Linked DNA regions of Homo sapiens: region 2 is linked to region 1. Evidence: read pairs that join two places in POLR2A ChIA-PET (ENCODE). Cell type or tissue: IMR-90. All regions are shown on one strand. Links, peaks and the distances in the headings refer to the core of each region. The heading gives the core; the rest is flanking DNA.

What was found. ChIA-PET counts read pairs that join two places held together with the same protein. Peaks named below come from ENCODE experiments on the same cell type or tissue, not always from the same donor. Only the 100,000 strongest peaks of a DNase experiment are listed, where the experiment ranks them.
Region 2: POLR2A ChIA-PET joins it to region 1 with 5 read pairs; 2 of 35 experiments call an interaction of 5 or more read pairs at or near these places.

What each region holds. Positions count from the first base shown.
Region 1 is chr7:102,227,492-102,235,244 of GRCh38, reverse strand. It overlaps CUX1 (cut like homeobox 1), which reads right to left. Exons shown (of 24, transcript NM_181552.4): 21 at 7,576-7,753; 22 at 1,005-1,193. Among named protein-coding and RNA genes, the nearest start is that of SH2B2, 56 kb to the left of the region's middle. In IMR-90, for the core only: no CTCF peak of the experiment used is centred there; a DNase peak (open chromatin) is centred at 4,444.
Region 2 is chr7:101,623,325-101,631,077 of GRCh38, reverse strand. MYL10 (myosin light chain 10) reads left to right here and starts at 1,782. Exons shown (of 8, transcript NM_138403.5): 1 at 1,782-2,037; 2 at 6,814-6,906; 3 at 7,057-7,158. The coding sequence starts at 1,960. RefSeq lists an enhancer at 6,239-7,166. In IMR-90, for the core only: no CTCF peak of the experiment used is centred there; no DNase peak of the experiment used is centred there; H3K27me3 peaks cover 2,279 bases.

The DNA.
Region 1 (7,753 bases), core at 1,805-6,804:
GGGGCGGACTCACTGGCGAGGACCAGCGCTTAGAAACTGCAAACCAAGAGGCACAGCACACCTGGCTTTAGGCATTTTTCCTATGCTGTAGCCTACAGGCTGCAAGAAGAACATGAATCCACATTCGAGATGACATGTGGGTGCACGTGGGGTTATTCCTCTAGGGAGGCCAAATCCCCAGAGGCTGGGAAATAACAGCAAGAGAGAGATCTGTTGTGGCAGGAGTTTGCTTTGTCACTTTCCAGGCCGGGTGACCTTGGTGGAGGCACCGAACCTCTCTGAACCTCTGTTTCCTGATCTACAAAATGCATTTTTTTTTTTTGAGATAGGGTCATGGTCTGTCACCCAGGCTGGAGTGCGGTGGCTCAATCTCTGTTCACCGCCTGCAGGGTTCAAGCGATTCTTGTGCCTCAGCCTCCCAAGTAGTTGGGATTATAGAGGCGCACGCCACCAAGCTTGGCTATATTTTTTTTTTTTTTTTTTTTTTAGTAGTGAGGGGGTTTTGCCATGTTGGCCAGGCTGGTCTTGAACTCCTGACCTCAAGTGATCCGCCTGCCTCAGCCTCCCAAAGTGCTGAGATTACAGGCGTGAGCCGCCGTGCCCTGCCTACAAAATGCATTTCTTATTTCTCTCTCTGATAACAAAGGAAGGCCTCTAGCCACCTGGTACATGCTCAGTAAATGCTGTGATAGCCCGATCAGCCACCCACACAACACAAAAACCAAATGCAGCGCCCCCAGAGCTGTTTCGCTCTCCTTGGTTAAAAGTGCTCCCAGTGCTAAAAAAATCTTTAGATTCAGGCTGCTGGAGAGAAAAAGTTACACAACTTTCCAGCCCTCTTAGGTACTCATTAGCTGATGACCATCCAAAAATATTTTTGCCCTGTCCTCTGGTCCCTTGGTCATGGGTCAATGTCCCTCATCAGCTGTGTGTGAAAGATTTGAAAGAAACAGCCTGTCTATGAATGCGGACGCAGCCGGCCCGGGCGGGGCAGGGAGACTTACCTTTCTTCTCCATCCGTTTCATGTCCATCAGCTTCTCCACATTGTTGGGGTCGTTCAGCCACAGCTGCATCCGGACGAAGGGCTCTCGTCCTTTCAGACTGAGCTTATGCCAGGGTTTGGGGCGGGCAAGGAGGTCAGAGACAGAGCCTTGGGTGAGCCCTAAGATGGTCTCCCCAAATAAGCGCTGGCCTAGAGAGAAAACAGAAGCAAGACAGGTATTGTCACCGAGAGCCAGGGATCTGAAGGGACAAGTACGTGTCAAGGTTAAAATCAGACACAGGAGTTTAAAGGCTCAGGGTTGGGCTGGTGACATCCTAGCTTACAGCAAACATGTGGTAGAAATATATCTTCAACCAGACTTATAATACTCTCCATTGGCCAGGGAGTTGGCATTGCTCTTGCATTCTCCGTACACACAACCAATGACATTTCTCTTTATTATTATTATTTTTTTGAGATGGAGTCTTGCTCTGTCACCCAGGCTGGAGCGCAGTAGTGTAATCTTGGCTCACTGCAACCTCCGCCTCCCAGGTTCAAGCAATTCTCCTGTCTCAGCCTCCAGAGTACCTGGGACTACAGGTGCTCGCCACCACGCCTGGCTAATTTTTGTATTTTTAGTAGAGACGGGTTTTCGCCATGTTGGCCAGGCTGGTCTTGAACTCCTGACCTCAGGTGATCCACCCCCATCAGCCTCCCAAAGTGCTGGGATTATAGGCATGAGTCACCGCATCTGGCCAGTGACGTTTCTCTTAAGCCTTCAGCCTGGTGCGGTGGCCGGAAGGGCCCTTTGGGAGGCTGAAGCGGGAAGATCATTTGAGCCCAGGGGTTTGAGACCAGCCTGGGCAACACAGTGAGACTCAGTCTCTACAAAAATACACACACAAAAAATTAGCTAGGCGTGGTGGCATGTACCTATAGTTCCAGCTACTTAGGAGGCTGAGATGGGAGGATTGCCTGAGCCCAGGAGGTTGAGACTGCAGTGAGCTATGATTGCACCACTGCACTCCAGCCTGGGCAACAGAGAGAGAGACCGTTGTCTCAAAAAAAAAAAAAAAAAGGAAAAAAAAAAGCCTTCAGGCTTTGTATGTGCTGAGGTCACGCTAACACCTGTGGTGTTTCTCAGAGGCAGTGAAATCTCTAAGCCAGAGCTCAGGAGGCCAAACAGCAAACAGGAGACCTCTCTTGTACAACCTCAAATCAGAGGGCAACCTGCGTCTCCTTCCACAATTAGCAAGGTTATCAGGTCTCGCTGAGAAAACGGGGCAGGCAACCCACAATCACAGCAGGACAGAGGAGAGGGAGCTGCCCAGCTCTGCTTTTCTGAGAGGCCGGCCGATTCCAATTCCAAAGTCTGCTTTTGCAGTCTAGGCTGCCTTTGCTAAATAAAGTAACTGGAAGTGGATCAAAACCCCTTTCCTGATACCTTTTCTTCTCCCAGGCAGGGGCAGGCAGCCCGCTTCACAGGCTGATCAGAGGGCATTTCGCTATGGAGAGCACAGCCGCATTGAGTTGGCAATGCTTGTCAGGAGCTTAGAAAGAAAGGCTCACTTCTCTGAGGGCCATTCCGCTGCTGGTTTAGAGGGCCACCGCTTGTAAAGATACAAATTAGGATCAGTGATAACCTGGAAGGCCTGACGGGAGTACTTGAATGAACAGGACTTATTAGGTGGAAGTGGAGACTGGGATCAGAGGGGCCAGCGTTTGACCCCATAAAGTGTACAGAACAGAAGGCACCTCTCCCCATCCGGGGCAGGGAGACGACAGAGGGCTGGCTTGTTCTCTCTGTGGCTTACATCCTCTATGTGAAATAGAAACACCACACACTGGCTTCTAAGAAGGGGGCCTCCAAGTAAAAGTTTACTGCCTAGAAAGCACTGAAGCTGAGACATTAATTTCTTATCAGTCTTTTTAATTTTTTTCCCTAAAGAAACAGGGTCTCGCTATATTGCCCAGGCTGGACTCGAGCTCCTGGGCTCAAGCAATTGTTCTACCTCAGCATCCCGAGTAGCTGGGATTACAGGTGTGCACCACCACGCCTGGCTTAGTCATTTTAAACTTAAGATAAAAAGAAAAAGAAAAAGAAAAAACAAAACAAAACAAAACAAAAAACTTAAAGATAAATTTACTGATTTTGTAAACCTGTGTTTCTCTGCTTTTCAAACTCTTTAGCCTATAAATGTCCCAAGTCCTTATGATTTTTTTTTTTTTAGTTGTTATAAGAAAATTTTGGCCAGGTGCGGTGGCTCACGCCTGTAATCCCAGCACTTTGCAAGGCCAAGGTGGGCAGATCATGAGGTCAGGAGATCGAGACCATCCTGGCTCACACAGTAAAACCCCGTCTCTACTAAAAATACAAAAAATTAGCTGGGCGTGGTGGTGGGCCCCTGTAGTCCCAGCTACTCAGGAGGCTGAGGCAGGAGAATGGCGTGAACCCGGGAGGCGGAGCTTGCAGTGAGCCGAGATCGTGCCACTGCACTCCAGCCTGGGTGACAGAGCGAGACTCCATCTCAAAAAAAAAAAAAAAAAGAGAAAATTTTACTTAATGCTAACATGGTAAAAGAATCTATTTTCATTTCAAGGAGCTTGCTATGTTCGGGAAAGCAATATATATGAATAGCTAGTTGCTCTTTGCTTAGGCCTCCCAGCTGAATGGGGAAAAAAAAATCAGATGATTATTCCTGGAAAATTATCTGTATGACTCCTAGATGTTTCCTAGCCATGACTTTTAATTGTTTTGGGGCTACAGACCCATTTGAGAGCCTGAAGAAAGCTACAAACCTTCACCCAGTAAAACCAACATCAAGGAAAACTCCAGCAATGATGGTGGCATGGATGATAACTTCAGCCTAGGAGTTTTGAGACCAGCCTGGGCAATATGGTGAAACCCCATCTCTATTTAAAAAAAAAAAAAGGCTGGGCGCAGTGGCTCACGCCTGTAATCCCAGCACTTTGGGAGGTTGAGGCGGGCAGATCACGAGGTCAGGAGATTGAGACCATCCTGGCTAACACAGTGAAACCCCGTCTCTACTAAAAATACAAAAAAATTAGCCGGGCATGGTGGTGGGCGCCTGTAGTCCCAGCTACTTGGGAGGCTGAGGCAGGAGAATGGCGTGAACCTGGGAGGCGGAGATTGCAGTAAGCCGAGATCGCGCCACTGCACTCCACCCTGGGCAACAGAGCGAGACTCCATCTCAAAAAAAAAAAAAAAAAAAAAATAGCCGGGCTTGGGGTGTGTGCCTGTAGTCCCAGCTACTCAGTAGGCTGAGGTGGGAGGATTGCTTGAGCCCAGGAGTTCAAGGCTGCAGTAAGCTATGATCGTGCCACTGCACTCCGGCCTGGGCAACAGAGCTAGACCCTATCTGATTTTCAACATTTACACGAAATGCCACTTCCTATAAGGAGGTGGGCAGGAGTGATGCAACTGGTCTGCTTCCTTGGATGTGTGACGAGCTATGAAGTGGGAGATGACTCAAGTCTAGGAATCCCTGCATGATTCAATAACTGATGAACATATGGGAATTAGCCATTTTTTCAAATCAACAGCTACATTTTTATTTTTATGAATTGACTTAATTATATAAGGTCTCATTGATATGACTTTTTCTCTCATTCTGTTTTGTCTGTTGCATACAGACATGGGGATGGGAGGCTTCCACTGGACAAGCTGGCCTAACCTCCAGGCTGTTAGATCACTGAGCAAACTTTAGTGGAACTCAGCTACTCTGTTCTTTTTTTTTTTTTTAATTTTTTTTTTTTGAGATAGTGTCTTGCTCTGTTGCCCAGGCTGGAGTGCAGTGATGCCACCGTGGCTCACTGCTGCCTCAACCTCCTGGACTCAAGTGATCCTCCCACCTCAGCCTCCCAAGCAGCAGGGATTACAGCGGGTGCCACCATGCCTGGATAATAATTTTTAAAAAATTTTTTTTTTGTAGAGACGGGGTCTCACTGTGTTGCCCAGGCTGGTCTCGAACTCCTGGCCTCAGGTGATCCACCTGCCTCAGCCTCCCAAAGTGCTAGGGTTACAGGCCACCTGTCATTCTCAAGTGAGCCACCATGCTCGGCCTCCCTTCTCTTCTCATCCCATGGGAGAAAGAAAAGACACACAAGGCCTTTCCATGAGCAGCAGACAAACTGCAACCACTCGGTAGGGTTGTGCTTACATGCTCTGCAGAGAACACTGCCCCTTTAACTGACTTTCACCCTTGGGAAATAAAGATAGAAAGGGTGGGTTTCCAATCTCCGCGTGCCTAAACCAGGGAACCCTGCCTGGTTAACACCACACTGGAGGAGCACGGTGGTTTAAAATGACAAAATAGGCTTGGCTGGTGTGGTGGCTCATGCCTGTAATCCCAGCATTTTTGGAGGCCAAGGTGGGTGGATCACCTGAGGCCAGAGGCCAATTCGAGACCAGCCTTGGCAGCATGGTGAAACTCTGTCTCTACTGAAAATACAAAAATTAGCCAGGCGTGGTGGTGGGCACCTGTAATCCCAGCTACTTGGGAGGCTGAGGCAGGAGAATCGCCTGAACCCAGGAGGCAGTGATTATAGTGAGCCGCGATTGTGCCACTGCACTCCAGCCTGAGTGAGACGGTGAGACTCTGTCTCAAAAAAAAAAAAAAAAAAAAAAAAGGCCAGACACGGTGGCTCATGCCTGTAATCCCTGTGTTTTGGGAGGCCGAGGTGGGTGGATCACTTGAGGTCAGGAGTTCGAGACCATCCTGGCCAACGTGGTGAAACCCTGTCTCTACTAAAAATACAAAAATTAGCTGGGCACGGTGGCGGATGCCTGTAATCCCAGCTACTCGGGAGACTGAGGCAGGAGAATCGCGTGAACCCGGCATTCAGTGAGCCGAGAGGCTGTAGTAAGCTGAGGTTGCGCCACTGCACTCCAGCCTGGGCGACAGAGTGAGGCTCCATCTCAAAAAAAAAAAAAAAAAAGATGAAACACCGTAACATTCTTACAGCCACAGCAGCTGATGACCAGTGACACAGAGCACAGACAACCAACCCAGGCCGAGCACCCAGGGGGCTAGAGCATGTGCCAGGCCGAGGCCAGGTCTGAGGCACGGTGGGATGCCAGGGTGACGGAGTGAGTTCCCCAGGGGCTGCCCGCCCCAGCTGTGGGCTGTGAAATGGAGATGGCTTCGCAAGGCAGCGGGAACAGCAATGATAAAATAACAATGACTATTATTACCAGTCGGGCCTGGTGCTAGAAAATGCTGCTACTCACTGCTCCCAGGCAGGCGTGGTTACTCCAGTTTCGTGGAGGGGGATCTGAGAATGCAGGCAGCCTGGCCAGCATCACGGACTCAGTGAGCAGAGTGAGAACCGGGGTCCGTTAGACCTTCCACTAAGCCATCCTGGCACTGCCGGGTGGACGCTGCCCAGCTCTGGAGCCCCGAGGATGCCAGGCTCTAATGGGTGTCTACCTCTTTCTTTTTTTGAGACAGAATCTCACTGTGTTGTCCAGGCTGAAGTACAGTGGCATGGTCATAGCTCACTGCAGCCTAAAACTACAGGGTTCAAACGATTCTCCTGCTTCAGCCTCCCGAGTAGCTGAACTACAGGCGTGCACCACCATACCCGGCTAATTTTTACATTTTTTGTAGAGATAGGGTTTTGCCATGCTGCCCAGGTTGGTCTCGAACTCCTGGCTGGACTCAAGCGATCCTCCTGCTGTGGCCTCCCAATGTGCTGGGATTACAGGCATGAGCCACTATGCCCGGCCTAATTTTTAAATCTGTTATAGAGAAGGGGTCTTGCTATGTTGCCTAGGCTGGTCTCGAACTCTTGGGCTCAAGTGATCCTCCCACCTTAGGCTCCTGAGTAGCTGGGACTACAGGTGCACATCAACATGTCCAGCTAATTTTAAAATTCTTTGTAGAGATGGGGTCTTGCTATGTGGCCCAGGCTGGTCTCAGACTGTGGCCTCAAGAAATCTGGACTTACTCAGACTGTCTCTATTGAGATACATCTAAGCCAGGCACGATGGCTCATGCCTGGCTTGGGATCCTGTGATCCCAAGAATTTTGGAGGCTGAGGTGGGCAGATTGCTTGAGGCCAAGAGTTCGAGACCAGCCTGGCCAACATGGTGAAACCCCACCTCTACTGAAAATACAAAAATTAGCCAGGAGTGGTGGCAGGTACCTGTAATCCCAGCTACTCAGGAGGCTGGGGCACGACAGTCACTTGAACCGGGGAGGCAGAGGTTGCAGTGAGCTGAGATTGTGCCACTGCACTCCAGCCTGGGTGACAGAGCAAGACTGTCTCAAAAAAAAAAAAAAAAAAAGAAAAAAAAGAGACAGTCTGTGTGGATCCTCCCGAGTCCACTCTGACTCCATGCTCATCTTCTAACTGGTCCCCGTGGGGGTGCAGGGTGGGGAGGAGGTGGGGACTGACCTGCAGACGGCACGCTCCTTACTGTTCACAACTATAGGATGTTTCATGTTCTCAAAGGGTGCCTACACAAGTTGAGACTCTGTGGTTGGCTTGGCCTAGGGCCCGCCCTTCACCTGCTCCTCCTGCAAACTCCCTGCCACCTCCTGACTCAGCAGCCGAGAGGAGAACCTACCGAGGTTGTTGTCCGTCAGCACCTCCTTCACCCGCTTGGTTATGCCGTAGGTGTCCAGCTCCGGGGACATGGCTACTAATTCTTGGATGCTGAGGGCCGAGTGTCCGGAGAGAGGCAGCGGGGTTGTGGGCTGGGAGTCGGATGCTGGCGGGTCACTGGGCTCTGGTGGCTTGCTGTC
Region 2 (7,753 bases), core at 1,469-6,468, 600 kb after region 1:
ATGGGGAAAACTGAGGGTCCCACTGTGGGTGCAGAACTCACGGCTCCCCCTTCTCAAGGCCACTGCACCCTCACACTTCCCGCCCCCCAGGAACAAACATCTCCCAACCATCTCACCCCGGGGTTTTCACGTCTCTACCAGATTTCTCACCGGTTCTTCCTGCCTCCGGTCCTATGAAGGAGGAGGCCAGGGGAGGAAATCCACTCAGACTAATTTGTAAGCCCGGTGTGATTCACCAGCGCCGCTTCCCCTCCTCCGGGCAGGCGGGGGGGCTCTCCGCTTGCTCAGGCCTGTCCCCGGCCTTTGGGAGCCCCTGCCACGGTCCTGGGCGTGCTCCCCGGAGGCAAGAGCCCTTGCTTGCAGAGGCCTCAGGGCAGCAGGAAGCCAGAGGCAGGAAGCAGGAGTTATAGGTCTGCTACCCACTCTGTAAGCCCAGAGCCAGGAGGCCCCAGGGCCAGGCTCACAGACCGGGCATGGAAAGCCTGCACCCTAGCCACTGTCGCGGTCACACAGGCCCCCTTCTGTAGCAGGTCCAGGCGGCTGGGACTGGAATCCAGGCTCCCGTCCCCAGAGCTGGGTTCTCCTTTCCGCCTGGCTTGTTGAACACCTGTGGAACGTGTGGTTTTTCTCCCCGGAGAGGAACGCCAGGACACCAGGAGAGCAGCCCTGTCGGGGAAACTGAGGCACACGGTTTCCTGCTGCAGAAAGCGGGCTGCACAGCATCATGGCTGGACCTGGCCCCAGCTCTGGGAGGAGCACTCAGTCACAGGAGTTTAGGGACATCAGAAATAGCTGTAGTCAGGGATGACTGGGAGGGAGCAGGAGGAGGGGAGAGTTTGGATGAGCAGAACCTTTTGGAAGCTTCCTTCTGGAAACACTAGAAAGAGGGGCTCTTGTCCTGGCCCTCCCTCTCTCTCTCTCTTTTTTTTTTTTTTTTTTTTTGTTTTAGAAATGAGACCTTGATCTGTTGTCCAGGCTGGAGTGCAGTGGTGCAATCACAGCTCATTGAAGCCTCAACCTCCTGGGCTCATGTGATCCTCCCACCTCAGCCTCCTAAGTAGCTGGGCCTGCAGGCATGTGCCACTGATACAGGAGGGGGGACAGGGAAGTGCTGAGAGGAGAAAGGCAGGGTCCCTGGCAAGGGCTCCACCCTTGGGCCTGTGCCCACGGACCTAGGTGAGGACAGGCACTCCTGTTTATATGCCCAAATGTCACATTTTCCAAGACCACCCTGGCCCACCACGCCCCCCGCCCCCCCGCCCATCCTGTGCCTATGAAAACCCTGAGACCCCAGTGGGTACACACACAGGTGGCTGGACATCAAGAGGAGCAGAGGATCGGAAGAGCACACCGACAGCACTGGCAGATGCTGGCAGGCCATCGACTGGCTGAATAACACAAATGCCCAGGGGAATTTGGCTGGGGATGGTCAGAGGAGAGTCTGGCTGCTGAGCACCTTGACTTCAGGGGAAAAATCACCTTCCCACTCCATCCCCCTTCTGGCTCCCCATCATCTGCTGAGAGCTACTTCCACCACTCAATAAAACCTCGCACTCATTCTCCAAGCCCACATGTGATTCAATTTTCACAGTACACCAAGGCAAGAACCCCAGGATACAAAAAGCCCTTTGTCCTTGCAATAAGGCAGAGGGTCTAACTGAGCTGATGAACACAAGCCACCTACAGATGGCAAAAGTAAAAGAGCATCCTGTAACACACGCCCACTGGGGCTTCAGGAGCTGTAAGCATCCACCCCTAGACACTGCCGTGGGGTCGGAGCCCCATAGCCTGCCTGTCTGCATGGTCCGCCTAGAGGTTTGAGCAGCTGGGCATGGAAGAAGCGAGCCACACCCCCATCGCATGCCCTATGAACGGGATAAGGGAACTTTTTCACTTCACCACTATGCCTGACTAATTTTTTAATTAAAAAAAATTTTTTTGTAGAAACAGAGTTTCACCATGTTGCTTAGGCTGGTCTCAAACTCCTGGCCTCAAGTGATCCTCCCTCCTCGGCCTCCCAAAGTGCTGGGATTACAGGTATGAGCCACTGTGCCTGGCCTCTGGCCCCACTTCTTATCTGCCTTGGGTGAGTGACTTAACCCATGCGTGCCTCAGTTTCCTCATCTGGAAAATGGGATATGGATTGAATGTGAGGACACGTGTTTTAAGACATGGCCTGACCTTCTGTGTTGTATATTAGCTGCTCTTCTTATTATTATTATGATATTCCCTTCCCCAAAGGCAGGGGATCAGCTGTACCCGGGGCTGAAGGCCTGAGGCCAGCTCCAGGGACAGTTAAGCTCTCCAGCCCCTGGGGACCCGTGGGCTCACTGCCTGAACCCAGCACTGCCGGCCCTGGCAGCTGTTCAGATATGGCGGGCCCCAGATGGACAGTGGCAGCCTCTGAGGCCGAGCTGGGGCTGCTGGGGCTGCACTAGACACAGGAGGGGCTTTCCAGGGCAGGTGTGGGCTCTGTTTGGCAGATCTACTAGAGAATTCTTGGGCTGGGCCAGGCCTGGTGGGGATGGATGTGTGTGTGTGAGGCCAGGGTGGAATGGAGGTCTCATTTTTCAGTTCTTCCTCATCAGAGTCACCTCCAGTTTTCTGTTTTCTTTTTTTTAAGAGACAATATCTCACTCTGTCGCCCAGGCTGGAGTGCAGTGGCACAATCATAGATCACTGCAGCCTCAAACTCCTGGACTCAAGCAATCCTCCTGCCTCAGCCTCCTGAGTAGGTGGGACTACAAGAGCACACCACCATGCTCGGCTAATTTTTTTGATATTTTGTAGAGATAGGGGTCTCACTATGTTGCCCAGGCTGGTCTTGAACTCCTGGCCTGAAGCGATCCTTCCCTCTTGGCCTCCGAAAGCTCTGGGATTACAGGCGTGAGCCACTGCGCCCACCCCATTTTTCTTTTATTTGTCCTGTTGCTTTCTCTGTTCATTGAGCATTTCAGTGCCCTGAGGGGGTCCCCTGGCCTGGGGGTGCTTAATGGACACCCTGATAATAGGCATATTGGTAGAAGGGGCCCCCGAGGGCCAGGTTGGTGCAGAAACTCTCTCCATAAGCAGACCGGGGGTTTCATACACTCCCCCCTATTCCTATGAGATGGCTGAGCCTCCTAGAGGGTGATGTCCCACCCAGAGTCCCACAGCTCCAGAGGTCCGGCCACACTGCAGTCTGAGTGGGTCCCAGCCAGCATGGGTGGCCCCACCCTGGGCAACACTCCCTGACGGCTCAAGGCCAAGTCTTCCCATTGGGGTAGGCAGCCTCAACTTACTCTGTGTCCTTGGCCAAATGCCCCTTCCTGGGTCTTGGTCCCTTGGCTCTAGAGAAAACAGTTGGCCCAGGGCTCTCGGAGATCCTGGAGGCTTAGGCAGTCCCTGCGTCCGTGGTATTTGCCCACGGATTCCCCCCAACCCTATCCACTCTGAATGGCCCAAGGCAGGTGCCTGGCAGGGAGGTCTCCGTCCTGTCATGGATCACCTTCCACACTGGGCCCGGTGCATGCCAGGGGCCCTGGGAGGACCACTATTTAAGGGCCATCTCTGAGCTATCCCCAGGCCAACTGCAGCTTCAGGGAGCTCTCCAGACCATGGTAGGCTGGGGTTGTTCTGCTCTGCCACGGCTACCTTCCTCTCACCTCCACCTCCTCCCTGGGGAGCTCAGGCCTGTGGCTGTTGTGTCTTTGGCTTCAGCACTGCGGTCCCCTCCCTCCCACCCCTGCCCCTGCCCCTGCCCCTGCCCCTGACCTCACTCCGCAATTCCTTTTCTTTTTTAGACAGAATCTCACTCTGTTGCCCAGGTTGGAGTGCGGTGGCTCGATCTCGGCTCACTGCAACCTCCACCTCCTGGCTTCGAGTGAGGTTCCTGTCTCAGCCTCCCGAGTAACTGGGATTACAGGCGCCCGCCACCACACATGGCTATTTTTTTTTTTTTGTATTTTTGGTAGAGACGGGGTTTCACCATGTTGTCCAGGTTGGTCTCGAACTCCTGACCTCAAGTGATTCACCCGCTTCGGCCTCCCAGAGTGCTGGGATTACAGGCGTGAGCCACAGCGCCCGGCCTCATTTCTCAACTTTGACCTTGTTCTGTGACCTTGACTCTGTGTGTGATTCTGACCTTCACCTCCTGCCTGAATTCATCCTGCCTCTCACTGACCTTCCTGACCTTAATCTGATGTTGTCCCTGGTCTGACCTGCTCTTTGCTCTTGATCCCATGCTTGGACCTGCCCCACTCGGGACTCCTCTCCACGTGGGTCCTGATTTGAGCCTCTGCTTTCCTGGACTTTGTGGGGACTGCTGGGGAATGAGGAAGAGGAGGGTGGAGAGAGACGAGGTGGGCAGGGCCTGGGGGCTTCACAGGGGCAGTGGCTCTGAGGGCAGGGGCCCCCTGGGAGGGCCGGGGGTCAGTATTTGGGGCAGCGTGGCACCTCTGGAGCTCCGAGGTCCCCCTGTTCACCTTTGCCTGTGCACCTCATGTGACGCAGGGCTTGCTCTGGGTTCCTGCCCCTGGGGACTCCCTGCGGGGTATCAATCTGGCTGTCCCTCTGTGCCTGTGTCTCACCTGCCTCATTAGTTAGTCCCTCTCGGCACAGAGCTCTGACTTGGCTGTCAGCCTCGGCTTGTCACCTCCTGACTGCCCGAGGGCCTAGGGGCTTCTCTGTCTTGTCTTCTCAGCGCTTGTCCCTCCTCCGAGTCAGCCTCTATGGACTGCCTGTCACCAGCGGGACTGTGATCTTCTTGGGGACCAAGACGGGGCCTGATTCAGCCCTGGGTCCCCAGGACGGACCTGCCTGGAGGTCCGTAGGTGTCTAATACATGTCCTGATGCTTTGAGGTTGACCTGCTCTAGGTTTTATAAATGGGGAAACAGGCTCAGAGAAGACAAGTGAATTTCTTAACATCACGGAGGCTGGGAGCAGCCAAGCCAGGCTTTGAACCCAGATCCGGGTGACCCCCCCTTCTTCCCTGAGATGTTCCTTTCAGGGGAATTTTATTTTTCAGGGGCCCATTCTCAAAAGGAATTTTCAAGACAGCTGGGCTGCAAAGACCCTAGGGTTTAGGACTCTTGTGCTGTAAAGAAAATGATCTCTCCCTCCCTCGTGGAGCTCTGGGACAGTGTAGGGTGGGGGTGTAACCAGGGGGATCATGAGAGGCTGGGGGCGTGGGGGGCAGGGACTGAGGACGCCGAGGCCACAGCCAGGTGTGCCAGAGAAAGGGCAGAACCTCCCACAGACGGAAGTGATCATTTTTTATTAATCGGAGGAAATGTATATGTAATTATGTGGGATGAACTCTGTGGGGAAGTTCTTTTCTTTATGATGTCTGAAAGGATTTATAAATATTACAGAGGTTTTACAGCATCATAACGTCCCGGCCGCCCTGGCAGCCCCCTTTCAAAGGATTAGGAGAGACAGAGCACCCAGTAAAAGCTAATTATAAGTCAGCCGGCGCTTCTGCCCCTGCCCTCGACGACGCGGGCTCCTGGGCGGGGGTGGGGACAGCAGTGAGCTGGGGGCAGGGGAGACCACACAGGCGTTGGGGGAGGGGAGCAGGGGATGAGGGGACTCCTCTGCTCTGGTGGGGGCAGGTAGACAAGGGCTTGGCAGGAGAGGGTGGTACAAGTTGTGACGGAGACAGGAGCTGGTGGTGGGAACCCATTTCTGTGCCATCCCGTCCACCTCCCCGTCTGGAATCCAGCAATTCTTTTCCCCCATCGAGAGCCCATTCTGGGGCTCACAGCGCCCCTGGGGGCTGTAAGGATGGCTGCCCAGGAACAGGACTCTTGAGGGTCTTGGGGACCTAGGGCTTTCAGCAAATGCCCAATGGTGGACTTCCAGACACCCTGACATCACAGAGGCAGGAAGGCTGGCCAGAAACCATCTGACTACTCAACGTGGGTGGCCTCCTGCTTTGCCTGCTGCGTGGGTTGGCCCTGAGTTCTGGGCAGCTATTTCCAAGCACTGGCTGATCCCCACTTTGAGCCAGGTTCAGGGTGGGGATAGGAGAGATCAGAGATGGGGCAAAGTGGGTTTTACCCCTGAGATGTCCACTTAGTCGAGGACACAGACGCACAGATATGTCAGGACAGTGTGATACATGCTGTAGGGGTGACAGTCCACAGTGGAGCCATGTGGGGAGGGGAGAGTGGCCTGGGGTCAGGGAAGGCTTCTCGGAGGAGGTGACAGGGAGCTGAGCCTGCAGGATGGGTAGGAGTCTCTAGATAGATTCTCCAGGGAAGGCATTCCAAGCAGGGAATTCCAACAGAGCAACGCATTCCAGGCAGGGGCAAACGCTGGGAGGGAAGGCAGCTCTGGGACAGAGTAGAGGGCCTGGGTGAGAGGGAGTAGCAGCTCTGGGACAGGGCAAGAGGCAGATCCTGTGGTGGGGCTAAGAGCGCAGTTGTTCTCCTGAGAACACGAAGAAGGTTTTTAGCAGCTGGCGATAAGGTCAGATTCCAGCTGTAGTGGAGGATGCCGGGGTAGAGATGGGGAGGCTGAAGGAAGAGATGCCCGCCTCTGTTCTGCAGCACGGGCACCGGCTGCCCACCTTCCGGAGCCCGGGGGACAGGGCCAGGAAGCAGCTGTCCAGCTCTGTGGGGGTGCACGCCGTGCAGGCTTCTTGCCATGGGCTGGGAAAACGTCCTGATTACCTGCAAGGCTTCAGGGGTAGCCTTGTCTGTCTGCTGTAGGCACCGGGAAGGGCAAAGCGGTGTCATTCTGGACCGTGATGCCCTGGGAGGTGAGACAGGGGGTGGGGGCTGACCCTCGAGGCAGGGGCCGCTGCAAGGCCTTGTCTGCTACCTCGCAGGCACCGAGAAGAGCTCGGAAAAGAGCAGAAGGCACCGCCAGCTCCAACGTCTTCTCCATGTTTGATCAGTCCCAGATCCAGGAGTTTAAAGAGGTTGGTCTGCTGCCCCATGGGGCTGTTATGAGGATTCTTGGAATGCATGCCAGTTGCTCAAGGAGCTGGGCAGAGGCTCAGTCCTCAGTCTCGAGGGGCTGAAGATGTCATTATTACTATTATTATTATTATTATTTGTTTGTTTGACAGAGTCTGGCTCTGTCGCCCAGGCTGGAGCGCAATGGCATGATCTCGGCTCACTGCAACCTCTGCCTCACGGGTTCAAGCAATTCTCCTGCCTCAGCCTCCCAAGTAGGTGGGATTGCAGGCACGCACCACCATGCCCAGCTAATTTTTTGAATTTTTAGTAGAGATGGGGTTTTGCCATGTTGGCCAGGCTGGTCTGGAACTCCTGACCTCAGGTGATCCACCCGCCTCGGCCTCCCAAAGTGCTGGGATTACAGACGTGAGCCACAGTGCCCAGCGCCCATTACTACATTTTTAAATGATTAGGTTTTTTTTTTTTTTTTTTTTTTTGAGACAGGGTCTTGCTCTGTTACCCAGGCTGGAGTACAGTGTTGCAGTCAATGCTCCCTGCAGCCTCAAATTCCTGGGCTCAAGCCATCCTCCCACCTCAGCCTCCTGAGTAGCTGAAACTACAGGCATTCATCACCATGCCTGGCTAATTTTTTAATGTTTTGTAGAGACAGGGTCTCATTATTTCGCCCAGGCTTGTCTCAAACTCCTGACCTCAAGCAATCCTCCTGCCTCTGCCTCCCAAATTGCTGGGACTGCAGGCATGAGCCACCAAGCCTGGCCAATGACATTATTTTTTGAGGCCACCATGGCCATGGCCCAGAGCCTGGGTGAGTGACCTGTTGCCCTCAGGCAGCCTCTTTGTCTCTCT